Regions from separate parts of the Homo sapiens genome. Here region 1 is linked to region 2. Evidence: read pairs that join two places in POLR2A ChIA-PET (ENCODE). Cell type or tissue: PC-3. All regions are shown on one strand.

Evidence for each region. Peaks named below come from ENCODE experiments on the same cell type or tissue, not always from the same donor. Only the 100,000 strongest peaks of a DNase experiment are listed, where the experiment ranks them.
Region 1: POLR2A ChIA-PET joins it to region 2 with 17 read pairs; 2 of 35 experiments call an interaction of 5 or more read pairs at or near these places.

What each region holds. Positions count from the first base shown.
Region 1 is chr2:57,717,216-57,725,215 of GRCh38, reverse strand. It overlaps LOC105374697 (a long non-coding RNA gene), which reads right to left and starts at 4,316. Exons shown (of 3, transcript XR_940111.3): 1 at 4,240-4,316; 2 at 2,264-2,360. In PC-3, CTCF peaks have their summits at 3,995 and 4,209 (motif pointing left); a DNase peak (open chromatin) is centred at 4,285; H3K4me3 peaks cover 987 bases.
Region 2 is chr2:58,147,691-58,155,690 of GRCh38, reverse strand. The region is part of intron 12 of VRK2 (VRK serine/threonine kinase 2); the gene reads right to left. Among named protein-coding and RNA genes, the nearest start is that of FANCL, 90 kb to the left of the region's middle. In PC-3, no CTCF peak of the experiment used is centred here; no DNase peak of the experiment used is centred here.

The DNA of each region.
Region 1 (8,000 bases), 430 kb after region 2:
CCACTACGTTTCTTAAATAGGATTCCCTAATCCTTACGAGGGGTTTTTCAAAAACAATCATAATGTAAAATTCACATACATAAAATAATTATGTAATTTATGATGAGCAAGTGGCCGTCTCTTCTCTTTTATGTGAAACAAATCAGACAAATATTTACTGAATTTGAAAAGTAAAGATAAACTATTAATTGATCATTTTGTTTAGGTAAAAATATCTTTGGCTCCTTTCACATATTATTGGGATCTTACAATTCTTTAAGACATGATACAATAATTCTTAAATTTCAAAATAAAAAAACCTTTCAATTCCACTTTCATTATTCTTTTACTTTAAAATAATAAAATGAATATGTCAAGGCTAACAAAATAAAACTTTAATAACATTTTTTTCCAAATTAACACAACTATTCCAGATCTAGTCATTACTTGACATATATACTGAAGCCTGCAAATTTCACCAAGAAATGTGTGTGCTGTAAAGTGACAAAATAATTTGGATTGAAGGACTATAGTTTGCAAATAACTTTTCACAATTTCTTGATATTACTGATACCATAACAAAATCACTGTGATTTTAAAAAGTATTGTTAGTATGCAATAAAATTTCCTAAAATAATTTATTTTGAACAAAAAACGATTTTGGAGGTCCTATTCTATACCTGTTAATTTTTTTAAAACTATAGGGATATATAAGAAGCAAACTTTTGTGAGTCTGTGCCCACGAATAATATGCAGTCTTCGTAAACTGTAAACTAAAATATATGAAATGACTAGAAAACTGCTTGGAATGCCTAGCTACATGACATTACATTGCAGAGCTTGAGAGAAGAGGGGGATCAAGGTGGATTAGTGACATCTCAAAATACATCATGGAGCTACATCTAAAATTATAATCATATGATACTGTAATTAATTGTGGGAATAGTGCCTTTTAGAATAGCACACACACTTAGAACCAGCAGACGAAACTATTTCCAGTGTCATAAACAGTATACTTTCTCTACAAATATTTCTAATTAGGAGAGTAGGACATTTCCTTTAGATTTCTTTTAGTCTACAGGTAAGCAATTTATGTCTTCTGAAATGGACTGATTTTATTTTGCTCAGGGAACTGCTACGGGAGCAATCTCTTAGGTTTTACAAATCACAGAACTTTACATAAAACACTTTAGTCTTTTCTTTTAAACTCATATTTAATGAGATGTGAATTAAAAAGTCTATTTTTGATTAAATCACTACATTTGAGACTCTCTCTCCCCACCAAAAAGGGAAGGGCAGGGTAAGGGATGTTTGTGCCATAATCAATTACGGAGTTCATTATTTTAAAAATATATCTAAAATATTTCATAAAAATTTAAAGAATAATTTTAATATTTATATTTGAATTAGCTTGAAATATATATAATATATATATGCACATTCAAAAGAAGGGACAGATATATCATTAATGATATTTCTCAAATTATATGATTATATGGATGAAATAAAATTAAGGAAGATCATTAATGACCTCTACTTAAAAAAAAAAAAGTAAATGACTGAAAAGTATGCATTTGTTTTCATTTAGGAGGGTACAAGTATATCATGATCCATCATGGAATAGCTAGATGATACATTCTCTCTGTCATTTTTCACAATTCATGAATTGAGCATTAAAGACAAAATATATGGTATATATAATATGGAACAAATAATTTTGCCATATTAGGAGGTGAATTTAGGGGGTTTCTTTAGTTTAGAGTAGCCCTCTCCCCAAAAAGAGAAACTACCACCAAGAAATTTCTAGAATTCAGTCTTCTAAACTGGTATGGTGGATGGAAATATTTTTGTTTCTGGAAAAAATGCATAAGGTGCTATTTCTCCTGGCAAAAATATGAAAACATGAACTGCACGATTTTTTCCCAGCAAGCGACTGATCTCCACATACATCTATCATTATTCAGCTTCAAACTAAAAAGTCTTATTCTGAATACCAATTCCTATAAACTATGTAGCTCTCAATTACGGAATCTGAAACTGCTGGTTCCATGATGATAAAGGAACATGCTGTTTGAAAGACCACAATTTGACTGCAAGTAATCAATATACTATTTGGAAAGAAACCTAGATGTGCAGTTTTATTTAGAAATGCTGAGAGCACTGCACTGAAGCCTTCTCCACAAGTCTGGCAATGTCAGGTGGCTCTTTGTCAGTCTTCTTTATGCCTGTTCATTTTCAGAGGCAGCAGAACATTTTCTCGTTCACTGCCATTAATAGAAGATACCTCTTCTGTAATTTTCAGGGAAGAGGACAATCATTTGTAGCTAAATATATTTTCACTTTTCTTTTATTTTTCGTGAAGCTTCTTTACATTGTATGCCCTGAAATGGAGAGAGTAAAATGAAGAATTTGAACTTCTAGGCCAGAAACATGCAAATGCTTTGGATGAAACTAACATTTGTCAATTTGAGTTTTACAAAATTGGTGTAGCATTTAATTCATTCTTTTAATCAAAGAGAAAATGTCATGTTTACTGAGCACCCAGGTTTGTGGTTGAAACATGATTATGAAATGTGAATCCTTTTAATAGCCCTAGATTGTCCTTCTCTTTATTTTTATATCTGGGAATATGGAAGATCAAAGAGGTTAAGTACTTCAGGTCACACAGGTTAAAACAACCACCAGAGACAGAATTTGAACCTGATTCTCTATCTTCATAAAGCCCATAAAAGGGCCTAGTAACTACTACCAAGGCACCTAAGGTACAGTGCCTAGAATGACCTAAGAATCTATTGTATATTCTATATATGCCCCATTTTCTGAAGCTTGTTAAATTGCCTGAAGGATATTACAATGAGTTTCCTTCATTAGAAATTTCACCAGAATTTTGCCAAAACCACAAAGGCAAGGTGACTTCATGATATATTAGTTAATATAGATTCATATTTGAATGGTTATCTTTTTTTTTTTTTAGATGGAGTTTCACTCTTGTCATCCAGGCTGGAGTACAATGGGTCAATCTTGGCTCACTGCAACTTCTGCCTCCCAGGTTCAAGCGGTTCTCCTGCCTCAGCCTCCCAAGTAGCTGGGACTACAGGCGTCTGCCACCACTCCTGGCTAATTTTTTGTATTTTTAGTAGAGACAGGGTTTCACCATGTTGGCCAGGCTGGTCTCGAACACCTGACCTCAGTTGATCCACCTGCCTCGGCCTCCCAAAGTGCTGGGATTACAGGCGTGAGCCACCGCACCCAGCGAGTGGTTATTTGCTTGTAATGCTTGGCTGATCTGGAAAGAATGCATATTGTGTTGGCTGAAGGGGATAAGATGACAAAAATGGGATAGGGAAAGGGAGCAGCCAGGGAGAATAGAAAAAAGGAAAAGAAGTCTTCCTTGGATGACCTTACAGAGAATTACCCGAACTCCTAAGCCATACGAATGGAGTGAAGGGAATGTTGTATTAAAGAAAAAAAGAAAAAGTTTTATCTGCTTTTCCCTTAATTAAATTAGGGCCATTTGAATAACTACCTGAATAATGGCATCAGGAAGAAAAGAGCAGAAGGCATGAAAGTTTTTTCTGTTTGTTATATTTAGAGAATGTTTTGCAATTCTTTCAGTGTCACGTTAGAAGGCAGCATCATTTGCACAATATGAATTAGCCTCAGAAATTTCTAGGCACATTCACATTTAAAGTAAGATGACTTTATTTTGGTCAGGCTGGTAGAGTCACTGCTTTGTTTTGTGTTTCCTAAACTTTTCCTGACAGCGTGCTAGGTAAGAGTCTTCCCATCCTATTCCCTCTGCTTGTGGGACTTTTATTAAGATGGTGGGACAGCTCAGCCAGGTGCCAGTTTGACGCTGTGTGGCTGTAACTTAATATTCCTCAGTAACTCTGCTTTGGAGTTAGGGGCTATGGGAGGTATTCGTTAATCCTTCACAATTTCTGCCACAGACATTTTTTAACTCTCTTTAGAATGTAAGAGGTATGAGAGGAACTGGTCAGGCCTAAGGCAGCCTGCAGTGTGGTGGGACTCCACCCTTTCCCTTTGCCACGGCTCCATTTACTCCTTTGGAATGTGCCGATAATTCCCACGGAATAGTAATAGGTTTTCAGTGGAATATTTTGTGGAAACGGAACTGTTTTGGTCTGGGGTTCATGTCTTGACGAGGCCAGGAAGACACAGCGGACTGAGGGGCTGAGATGGTCTGTCTCTCGCGGAGTTGGAGTACCCTCTGCTGTTCAAGAGAAGAAGTGCACTTACAGATAGCTCTAGCCAGTGCTTTCTCCAGGTAAAGAAAAACCTCCAAAATGCTTCTTAGAAAACAAGATAGATGCCCTCAGAAGATTGCTGAGCTTCCGGCTTCATGCAATTGTCGGGGTTTTGACTCTTAAGGAAATCCCATTGAGACTGAGTATGCGATGAGACCAGAGCCTATGCGGAGGGTAGTTTTTCTTTAGTCATAAAGTGTGGTATGAGCAATGGTTCTAGAATGATAGGTATTTGGGTTATTTTTCATGTGTTCGAATGCCACCATAAAATATTCTTTTTTTGTGTGTAATCAATCTTTTTATATCTGAGAAACCTGGATATTGTAATTCTAGTTTTGGAGGTTTCTGAATATCTTCTTTTGAAGTGTTTTTACATGTAAAGTCAGCATTGAAAATTGTTCTCGTGGCAAGTAGTTTCTTTCCTTTCTTTCTTTCTTTCTTTCTTTCTTTCTTTCTTTCTTTCTTTCTTTCTTTCTTTCTTTCTTTCCTTCCTTCCTTCCTTCCTTCCTTCTTCCTTCCTTCCTTCCTTCCTTCCTTCCCATTTTTTTGCTTTAGTTTCTAATGTATTTTGTTATTCTCTGCTGTGAGATAGCTTATTTCTATATAGTCCTGTAATTTATAAGCACTTTCACATAATCTCATCATAGCAGCTCTGCGATGCAAACTACATAGTTCCCACTTTATAGACAGAGAATCAAGGCCAAGACCGTGTCCAGAAATGCAGGTGGCCTCAGAAGTGAGCACTGTGTCAGATTTTCTAAGACAGGAGTAATAGTGGTTAATTCTTTAGTGACTACAATTTGTCAGCATTATACTAAACATTTTTAAGCATTACACATTTATTCTTCATGTCAAGTCACAGGTAGGTATTATTCTAACTGTCACTTCATAGATATGCAAATAATAATCTTTAAAGGTTAGTAATAGTCAAATAGCCGGTAAGTGAAAAAACTGGGTTTTAAATGTGGTGCATCTGACTCTGGAGGCTCCAATGTGTGGCCAACTTTTGACATATGGAGAAAAAGACATAAACCTTGACCTCAAGCACTTTAGTATTTTTAAATTGTGGTAAAATATACATAACTTAAAATTTACAATTTTAGCAATTTTTAAGTGTAAAGTTTAGAGGCATTACACACATTGACATTGTTGTGCAAGAATCACCAACATCCATGTCCAAAAATCTTTCATCTTTCCAAGCTGAAACTCTGTACCCATTAAAAAATAACACCCATTCTCCTCTCCCTCCAGCCCTGGCAACTACCGTTGTATTGTCTGTTTCTATGAATTTGACTACTTTAGGTACCTTATATAAGTGGAACCATACAATATTTGTCTTTTTGTGTCTGGATTATTTCATTTAGCATAATGTCTTCAAGGCTCATCCTTATAGCATGTGTCAGAATGTCATTCTTTTTAAGGGTGTATAATACTCCATTGTATCTATATAACACATTTATTTATTCACTGATCCATGGATGTTGGGATGTTTCCAGATTTTCAGTATGATGAATAGTGTTGCTGTGAACACTGATGCACAAATATCTGTTTGCTTCCCTGATTTTAGTTCTTTTGCGTACATACCCAGAAATGAAATAGCTGGATCATATGGTAATTCCATGCTTAGTTTTTTAAACATAGAACTGCCATACTGTTTTCTGTGGTAGTTACAGCATTTCATACTCCCACAAGCAATGCTTAAGGGCAGTAATTTCTCCACATCCTTGCCACTTATTATTTTCTAATTTTTTAAAAAAATAGTCATCTTAATGAATGTGAAGGGATAGCTTACTGTGCTTTTGATGTACATTTCCCTAATGGTTAGTGATATTAAACATCTTTTTATGTTCTTAGTGGCCAACTATATATCTTCTTGTGAGAAAAGTCTATTCAAGTCCTTTAACTGTTTTTAAATTGGGTTGTTGTTGAGTTCTATGAGTTGTTCATATATTCTGGATATTGAACCCTTATTAGAATATGATTTGCAAATATTTTATTCCATATGTTGCCTTTTATACTCTGTTGATAGTAGCTATAGAAAGATAGATGTTGTTAGATGTGCAGAATTTTTAGATTTTGATGAAGTGCAATTTATCTCTGTTTGCTTTTGCTGCCTTTTGGTATCATATCCAAGATCTTTGCCAAATCCAGTGTCATGAAGTTTTTATCTTATGTTTTCTTTTAACAGTTTTATAGTTTTAACTGTTACATCTCTTTACATGTCTTTAATCCATTTTGAATTAATTTTGTATATGGAGTAAGGTACGGGTCCAACCTCATTCTTTTGCATGTGAATATCCAGTTTTCTTAACATCATTTGTCAAAAACAACTATACTTTTCTGATTGAATATCTAGCATTCTTGTCAAAGTCATTTGGTTATATATGCAAGAGTTTATTTCTGGGCTTTCTATACTATTCCATTGATCTATATGTCTGTCTTTTCCTATTACACAGAAATTTTGCTCTTATATAGTGCCAGTTTTTACCAAAATTTGTTCTGATTAGAGTTTTTTCTTGAAGCTCAAACATTCTGTCAGTAATGTAATTAATGAAAAAGAAAAATCAATCTAGTTTTTCCTTGTATTTATGTGTTATGCATATAGGTGATAAACCGAATAACTTAAAGTTTTAATTTACAAATACATAAATTGGTTTGATGTGATATGGAAACAACTGTATTTCTGAAAGTTGTTTTAACCTGTGTATAGAAGGCTAAAATTTTCATCTATTCATTGCATTCATTAGGTCTAACAGCTGAATTCCTCCTAGTCAAGTGGATTTGGGTAATGTAGTTTGTCCTATTTGTTTACCTACTGCTGTAGCTTGGATGTTTGATCCCTCCAAACCTCATGTTGAAATTTGATCCCGTTTTGGAGGCTGGACCTAATGTAAGGTGTTTGGGTGATGGTGGTGGAACCCTCCAGCATAGATTAATGCCTTCCCTCGGGGGTGAGTGACTTCTCACTCTATTAGTTCCTGTGAGAGCTGGTTAAAAAGAACCTGGCACTTCCCCTGCCACTTTCTCTCTTGCTCTGTGGTTTCTGTAGGCACTAGTTTCTTCTTCCAATATAGTGGAAGTAGACTTAGACCCTCACCAGAAGCTGAGCAGACGCTGGCACCATACTTTTTATACAGTCTACAGAACCATAAGCCAATAAACCTCTTTTATCAGTTGACCAGCCTCAGTTATGCCTTTAGAATGACACCAAGTGGACTAAGACACCTATTCATCTAGGTAATAGCCATGGGACAGGTTTACAAAAATAAATTTTTAATACTTAGAAAAATACTTGAAAAGAATAATACCAAAAGTAGACCAATTTTACTTATGACTATAGATGCACAAATATTAAACATAGTATTATCAAATTCTGATTTTTAAAATGAAAACTATACCAAATAAGGTTTAATCTAGAAATTTAAGATTGCAATCTATAACCCTTTTTCATCACACTACATGATCATAAGAAAAAGACTGTGAAAACTTTCTGATAGATGATTTAAAGGCATTTATAAATGTAACATATAGTCATGATTCAAAAATTAAAAAAAAAATAAAAAACAACTTTCAATGCGCTAGAGATGGGGACCCACATTCCAAAAAAGAATATGTGTTTAAAAGCAACCGCCAATGTCTACTGAGTAGAAAAGGCAGAAGGGTATCTCTCATTACTGTCATTATGCATCACAAAGAGAAAATTCTAATCAATACATAATATCAAAATTAATACTAAGTATATTTAAATAAAAG
Region 2 (8,000 bases):
TCACCCTACACTAACCAGGGAGCACACCTACCCTTCCCCCATCAAGCACTGTGGAGACAGGTAGAGCCCTGTTGACCGTCCTCACACTAACAAGGTGATACCCTATCCCACTGGGTGTTAGGGAAATTGTGAGATAGAGCTCTGACAACCTTTCCCAGCCTGTACTACTGAGGTGGTCCCCCTTCCTTCCCACCAGGAGACTACCAAAACTGTAAGGCAGAGCCATATAGCCTGTTCCTCCCTGCACTAACACAAGCAGATGTGGTACCTGTCTTCCTCCCCACCAGACACTGTAGAGACCGTAGTAGAGAGCTACCAACCTTCTCCACCTTGCACTGAGCAAACATCAGAGCAACAGCAACCCTCCACTCTGGCCTCAGAAACTGGAGAGGCACTTGCCCTTTTGACCGTGCCTGCTGTGCATTAAACAGCAAAGAGTTGGCATCGCACATCTCCCTAACTAGAAAGCTCTGTTCTCAGTAATTGATATAACTACTAGAGTGAAAATCAGCAGGAATATAAAATAAATCAGTAACATCACAAGATAATGGGATCTAGCTGATATTTATAGACTACTTCACCCCCAAACAGGAAAATACATGTTCTTTTCAACTGCAACTGGAACATTCAACCAGGCAGACCGTCATATCCTATCCATAAAACAAACCCTAACAAATTTATATTGTTAGACCATAATATAATTAAACTAGAAATCAATAACTGAAAAAAAAATCTTCAGATACTTGGGAATTAACACATTTCTAAATAAGGTATTAAAAGTCTCAAGGGGAAATATATTTTGAAGTGAACAAAATTGAAATGTATAAATATTTACAGGATGCAGTACAAACAGGGTTTAGCAGGACACTTATAGCATGGAATACTTACATTAGAAAAAATAGTGGGTTCAAATCAATAGCCTAAGCTTCTACCTAAACTGGAAAAAAGGGAAGAAAATACACCAAGATCAAGATGAAGGAAAGAAATAATAGGAAAATCTCCAAATGCTTTAAAATTTAAAGACCCCTTTAAATGGGTCAAAGAGACCCCAGGAAAATTAAAAAATACATTGAACCGAATGGAAATAAAAATACAACATATCAAAACATGGGACATAGCTAATGTCATGCTAGAAGGGAAATTTATAATACTAAATATTTGTACTAGAAAAGACAAAAAGTCCCAATTTAATAATCTGTTTGCACCCCAAGAAATTATAAAAAGAAATGACAAGTATGTGACATGATGGATTTGTTAATTAGTGTGAGTTAAACATCCCACAATGTAGACATATATCAAAGCATCACATTGTACCCCATAGATATGATATATACAATTATATTTGTCAAAAAAAGAATTAAAAAAAAAAGAAATCCAAAGCAAGCAGAAAGATAGAAATTAGAGCAGAAATCAATAACATTGGCAATTAAAAAATACAGAATGATCAATCAAAAGCTGGTTCTGAGACATGACCAATAAGAATGACAAACTAGCAAGACTAACAGGGAAAGAAAACACAAACTACCAGTATCTGGGAAGAAACAAATATCACTACAGACCCCACAGGCATTTAAGGGATTTGAATAAAGGAATAGTATGAATAATTATACCAACAAAAATTTGATAGCTCAGATGAAATGGACCAATTCCTGGAAAAATCACAAATTACCAAAACTAACTCAAGATGAAATAATAAAAATGCAAGAGATAAATAGTTGTGACAAGAGTCCATATGACCTGCAAAACCTAAATTTTTTACCATCTGGCTCTTTACAGAAAAGTTTGCCTACTCTTGAAATAAATATCTGAATAGTCTTACTAAAGAAATTGAATTCATAGCTAAAAAGGAATCTCCAGACCCAGATGGTTTCACTAGAGAATTCTGCAAAACGTGAAAAAGAAACAGGATCAATTCTATACATTTTCTTCCAGAAATTAAGAAGAGGAGGAAGGCTTCTCAACTCATAAGGTCACCATTACCCTGATACCAAAACCAACAAAAACAGTAGAATAAAAAGATAACAACAGACATCAGCTCTCATGAGCACAGATGTAAAACTCCTCATTAAAATACTAGCAAATTAAATCCAGCAACATATAAAAAGAATAATATAAAATGACGAAGTGGGGTTGATTCAAGGAATGGAAGACTAATTTAATATTCAACCACAAACCAGTGTCATCCACTATGGTAACAGTCTAAAGAAGAAAAATCACATGATCATATTAATTGATACAGAAAAAGCATTTGACAATATTCAGCACCTATTCATGATGAAAACTCTTAGTACATTAGAAATGGAGGGGAGCTTCCTCAACTTTATACAGAACATCTATAAAAATGTCTACAGCTAACCTACTGAATAGTGAATGGACAAAAACTGGAAAGAAACCAAATGTTCTTCAATGGTATATCCATACTTCAGATTACTACTGAGCAATAAAAAGGAATGAACTGCTCATGTACACAAAACTTGGATCGATCTCAAGGGCATGATGACGAATGAAACAAAGCCATTCTCAACAAGTTACATATCATAAGATTTGATTTATATGATACACTCAAAATGATAAAATTACAGTGATGCAGAATAAACCCACTGCTTTCTGAGGATTAGGATTGGGAAGAGAGTGTCACTATAGCATGAGCAATTCCTACGTGGTCATGGAACAGGTCTGCAGGATAATTGTGGTGGTTACTCCATACATGTTATAAAATATCTAAGGAACACAGACATGCACGAGTACATGTCAAAATTGGTGATATCCTAATAAGGTCTGTATTTTATGGTAGTATATGAATGTCAATTTCCTGCTTTGTAAAATTATATTATGGTTATGTAAAATGTTTTCATTTGCAGGAGTTGGGTGAAAGGGTAGGTAAGGGTATAGGGAGGCTGTATGTATTTTTGCAATTTCGGAGTCTACAGTTACTTCAAAATAAACTGTTAAAAAAATGCAGAAATAAAATATAAATCCACCACTACAAAAAAAAATGCAGGTGAAATACAAATATTTTCAGACAGACAAGAGGTGACAGAATTAGATTCCAGGAAATATATACTATGATAAATGTTAAAGGAATTTGTTCAGGCTGAAGAGAAATTATACCAAACTAAGATCTATTGAAGGAATAAAGAATTTCAGTAACTGTAAATACTGGGATATGTTAAGACTTTTTTTCCTTTTCCTTTCTTAATTTTTTTAAAATGAAAAATGGCTCCTTAAAGCAACAATACCAATGCATTCTGAAATATATTACACATGTAAAAGCAAAACGTATAACAACAATAGCACAAAGGATGAGGGATAAAGGGAAGTATATATTTTTAAGGTTCTTACACATTAAGTCAAGATAGAATGTAATATGATCAGTTAAATGTGCACATGGTAATTTCTAGAGCCACGCTGTCTAATATGACTTGACCACTTGAAATATGGCTAGTTATAATTGAGATGTGCTGTTACTATAAAATAGACACCAAATTTTGAAGACTTTAGAAAAAGATGTAAGTATCTCAGTAATATTATTCTGATTATACCATTGTGGATACTGGTTTAATCAGAGGACGTTATTAAAATAGATTCTACCTGTTTCTTTTTACTTTTTGAAATGTGGTTAGTAGAATTTTTTAAATTGCATATGTGGCTTGCATTATATTTCTGTTAGGCAGGATTGTGCTGAGCAGGGATTTGCAAACTTGTTTTGTAAAATGCCTGAGAGTAAATATTTTAGGCTTTTTTGACCATACAGTCTCTGTTGCAGTTAGCTCTGCCACTATGGAACAAAAGCAATCAAATACAATATGTAAGTGAATGAGTATGGCTATGTTCCAATAAAACTATTTACAAAAATAGGTGGTTGGCTGAATTTGGCCCATAGGCTATGGAGCTGACTGACCCCTTGCTCTAGAGTGACCACCAAAAAAAAAAAAAAAAAAAAAAAAAAAAAAAAAAAACAAGCATAGAAGCATAGTTAAAAAAAAATTCTCAATCAGTCCAAAATAAAGCAAGAGGGAGGTAAAAAGGGACAAAGAACAAATGGGGCAAAAAGAAAGCAAACTGCATAATGGTAGATTAAACCCAGCTATATCAATAGTTACCTCAAATGGAAATGGAGCAAATATAGTTACATGAAATAGATATGGAGCAAATAAAAGATAGTGTTTGCCAGATTTTATAAAATAGCGAGGCTCAACTATATGCTAGTTACAAAAGCCACAGATAAAAAGACACAAGTGGATTAAACAAAGGATGGAAATGGATACAATGTATAAATGTTAATCATAGGAAGGCTGGAATTGTTAAAAGTCAGATGAAGTAGAACTCAAGATAGAGTATTTAATAGATATAAAGAAAGATATTTCAGAATGATGAACAGGACAGTTAACCAAGAACATATAACTACTATCTGCATATACCTAATAACAGCATCAAAATCTATGAAGCAAAAATGTATAGAAGCAAAAATGTATAGAAGAGACAAATGGATAAATTCACAATTACAGTTGGTGATTGTAACATTCCTTTGTCATTAAATGATAAAACGAGGACAAAATAAAACAGTGAATATATAAGATTTGAACACTATTAAACAACCCCAAACTTCATAAGTATACAAGGAACATTCACTAAACTAGGCCTTTTCCTTGGTGACAAAATAAGTTTCAGTGAATTTTAAAAGATTGCAATAATACAGGATGTGTTCTGATGACAGCAAAATTAAATTAGAAATCAATAACAAAAAAGATACCCAGTAAACCTTAAAAATACTTAGGAATTAAATAACATACTAATAAATAATCCATGGGTCAAATAAATCAAGGGACATTAGAAAATACATTGAACTGATTAATAATGAAAACACAACACATCAAAATTTGTGAAATAGACAGCCAAAGCACAGCTTACATATTTATAGGTTTAACTATATACGTTAGAAAAAAAATGAAGGAAAAAATTAGTGATTTAAACTTTCACCTTATGAAGCTTGAAAGAATAAATTAAATGCAAAATAAGTAGAATCAAGCAAATGATAAAGAATTAGTGAAACAGAAAACATATCAATGGTAGGTTTTTTTAAAAAAATCAACAAAACCAAAGGTTGGTCTTTGAAAAAAAAAAAAAACTAAAAAAAAAAAACCAAAGCTGGTCTTTGAGAAGATCAATGAAAATGATAAGCCCTTAGCTAGACTACTAAAAAAAGAAAGAAACCAAAAGTTACCATTATCAGAACTGAAAGAGGGACATCAATATAGATATTGGTGATGATAAAGGGAAAATAAAGAATATCCTAACTTAGTGCTGATAAATTTGAAAACTTAGATGAGATGGACAAATTCTTTGAAAAATACAAATATAAAACTGACCCAAGAAAAAAAATCTAATGATCACTCTATATATTATAGAAAGTAAATGTGCAGTTAAAAAATTTCCTACAACAAATTATCAGCCCCGATGGTTTTCTTGCTCAATTCTATCCAACATTTAAGAAAGGCAAATCTTACAAAAACATTTTCTGAAAACAGAGTGCAACACTTCCAACTGGTATAATTCATAATGACCCTGAAAACAAAACCATACAAGGATATTACGACAAAAGAAAATTACAGCTGCTCTGTGAAGTAGCCATCCTTTTATTCCTTTACTTTCTTAATAAACTTGCTTTCACTTTGCAAAAAAAAAAAAAAAAAAGAAAAGAAAAAGAAAATTACAGACCAGTATCCCTCATCAGTCTAGGTATAAAAACCTTCCATGGAACTGAAATTCAGCAGGAATTGAGTTGGAATTCAGCAAACAGAATTCAGCAGGAAAACACATCATGCCTAACTGGAGGTTTATCCCAGAAATAAAAGGTTGATTTAACATTTAAAAATCAGTGTAATTCATCGTACTAGTAAAGGGAAAAAATCATGTGATCATCTCAAAAGATCTCAAAACAGTATTTAATATTCATTATTTACATTTATTTTTCAACAAATATGGTGAAATTTCCTCAGCCTGATAAAGGGCATTTAGAAAAAATCAACAGCTAACTTAATGGTGAAAGAATGAATGCATTCCCCCTAAGATCAGGAACCAAGCAAGGATGGCCACTGTCACAACTTCTATTCAACGTAATACTAGAGCTGCTAGCAGATGTAATAAGACAACGATAAAAAATAAATAAAGGGCATATATTGGAAAGGAAGAGGTAAAACTGTCTCTATTCACAGACATCATTAACTATGTAGAAAGTCCTAAGAATCTATTTAAAAAATAATAAAACCTATTGGAACTAATAAGTACATTTAGAAAGATCCCAAGACACATGATTATATTGTATATCAAATATAACTGATATAGAAATAGAAAATAAATTCTATTTCTATATACCAGCAACAAATAACTGGAATATGAAATTTTGAAAATTACTACTTAAAATGGGATCAAAAATATTTAGAGATAATTTTAATGGAAGATGTATAGACATCTACACTAAAAACTACAAAACACTGTTGAGAGAAGTTAAAGAAAATGCACATAAATGCAGAGAAGTTCCACATAAATGCAGAGAAGTACCAGGTTTATGCACTGGAGGAGTCGACATTGTTGGGATGCCAGTTCTCCATAAACTCATCTTTACACTTAATGTACTCCCAGTCAATATCCCATTGTGCATTTTTTGGTGGAAACTAACAAGCTGCTTCTTAAATTTTATGGAGGAGACTAGGACCTAAAATGGCCAATACATTTTTGAAAGAAAATAAAAGGATTAAAGAACTATTCTAATTTCAGAACTTGCTGTAAAGCGACAGTAATTGATGCAGTGTGGTGTTGGTGTAAGGAGAGACAAGTAGAATAGAAGAAAATAGAGCCCAGAAATAGGCTCACACACACAGTTAGCTGACTTTTGAAAAGGGCTCCAAAGAAATTCATTAGGAACATCTTTTCAATAAATGATGGTGCAAACTATATGAAAAAGAGAACCTCAACCTCCACCTCACACAATACACATGAATTGATTTGAGATGGCTCATAGAACCAACAATGAAAGCTAAAACCATGAGCCTTGTATAGAAATATATAGCAAAATAACTTTGTGACCTTGAGGTAGGCAAAGGTTTCTTAGGTATCTTTACAGAAAAACAAACAAACGACAAAAAAACTATTAAAATATTGATAAATTGAACTTCAAATAAAAAAACAAATAATATAAAAAGCTTCTGCACATCCTAAGATACTATGAATTAAATGATTAGGCAGGCCGCATGCTAGGAGAGGATATCCATAATACAGATATCTGATAAGGACTCCTGTGGCTTAACAATAAAAAGACAAATATCCAAATAAAAATTAGAACACTCGACAAAGAAACTTTGTAAGAACAGATATATGAAAGGTCAGTAAAAACGTGAAAGTGCTCAAACTTAATTAGACATCAGGTGAATAATTGGAAACGCAATAATACACTAATACACATGTTAGAAAGGCTAAAATTAAAAAGAGTGACAATACCAAATATTGGGGAGGACATGGAATGGCCAGAACTCTTGTACATTACTGGTGGGAGTACAGAATGGTACTTTCAAGAACTATTTGTCAGCTCTTTATAAAATTGAACATACACCTGCCCTACGACCCAGCAATTCTACATCTCAGGAGAAATGAAACATGTCCATTGAAGGATTTGTGCCAGAATGTTTGTAGCAACTATATTCATGGTGGCCAGAAATGAGTAGTAGCCCAAATGTCCATTAATAGGAGAATGGCCTTGTGAATTATGATGTAGTTACACAATGGACATGTGAACTATGATATAGTTATACAATGGAGTGCTGTTCAGCAATGGAAAAAACAAATTACTAATACATGCATGAACATGGATAAATCTCAAAAAAAAAAAAAAAACACTGAGTGAAAGAAGCCAGGCCCAAATGAATGCATACTATATGACTGCATGTTTATGAAATTCTAGAAGAGGCAAATCTAATCTAGTGATGAGAATCAAAATGGCAGAA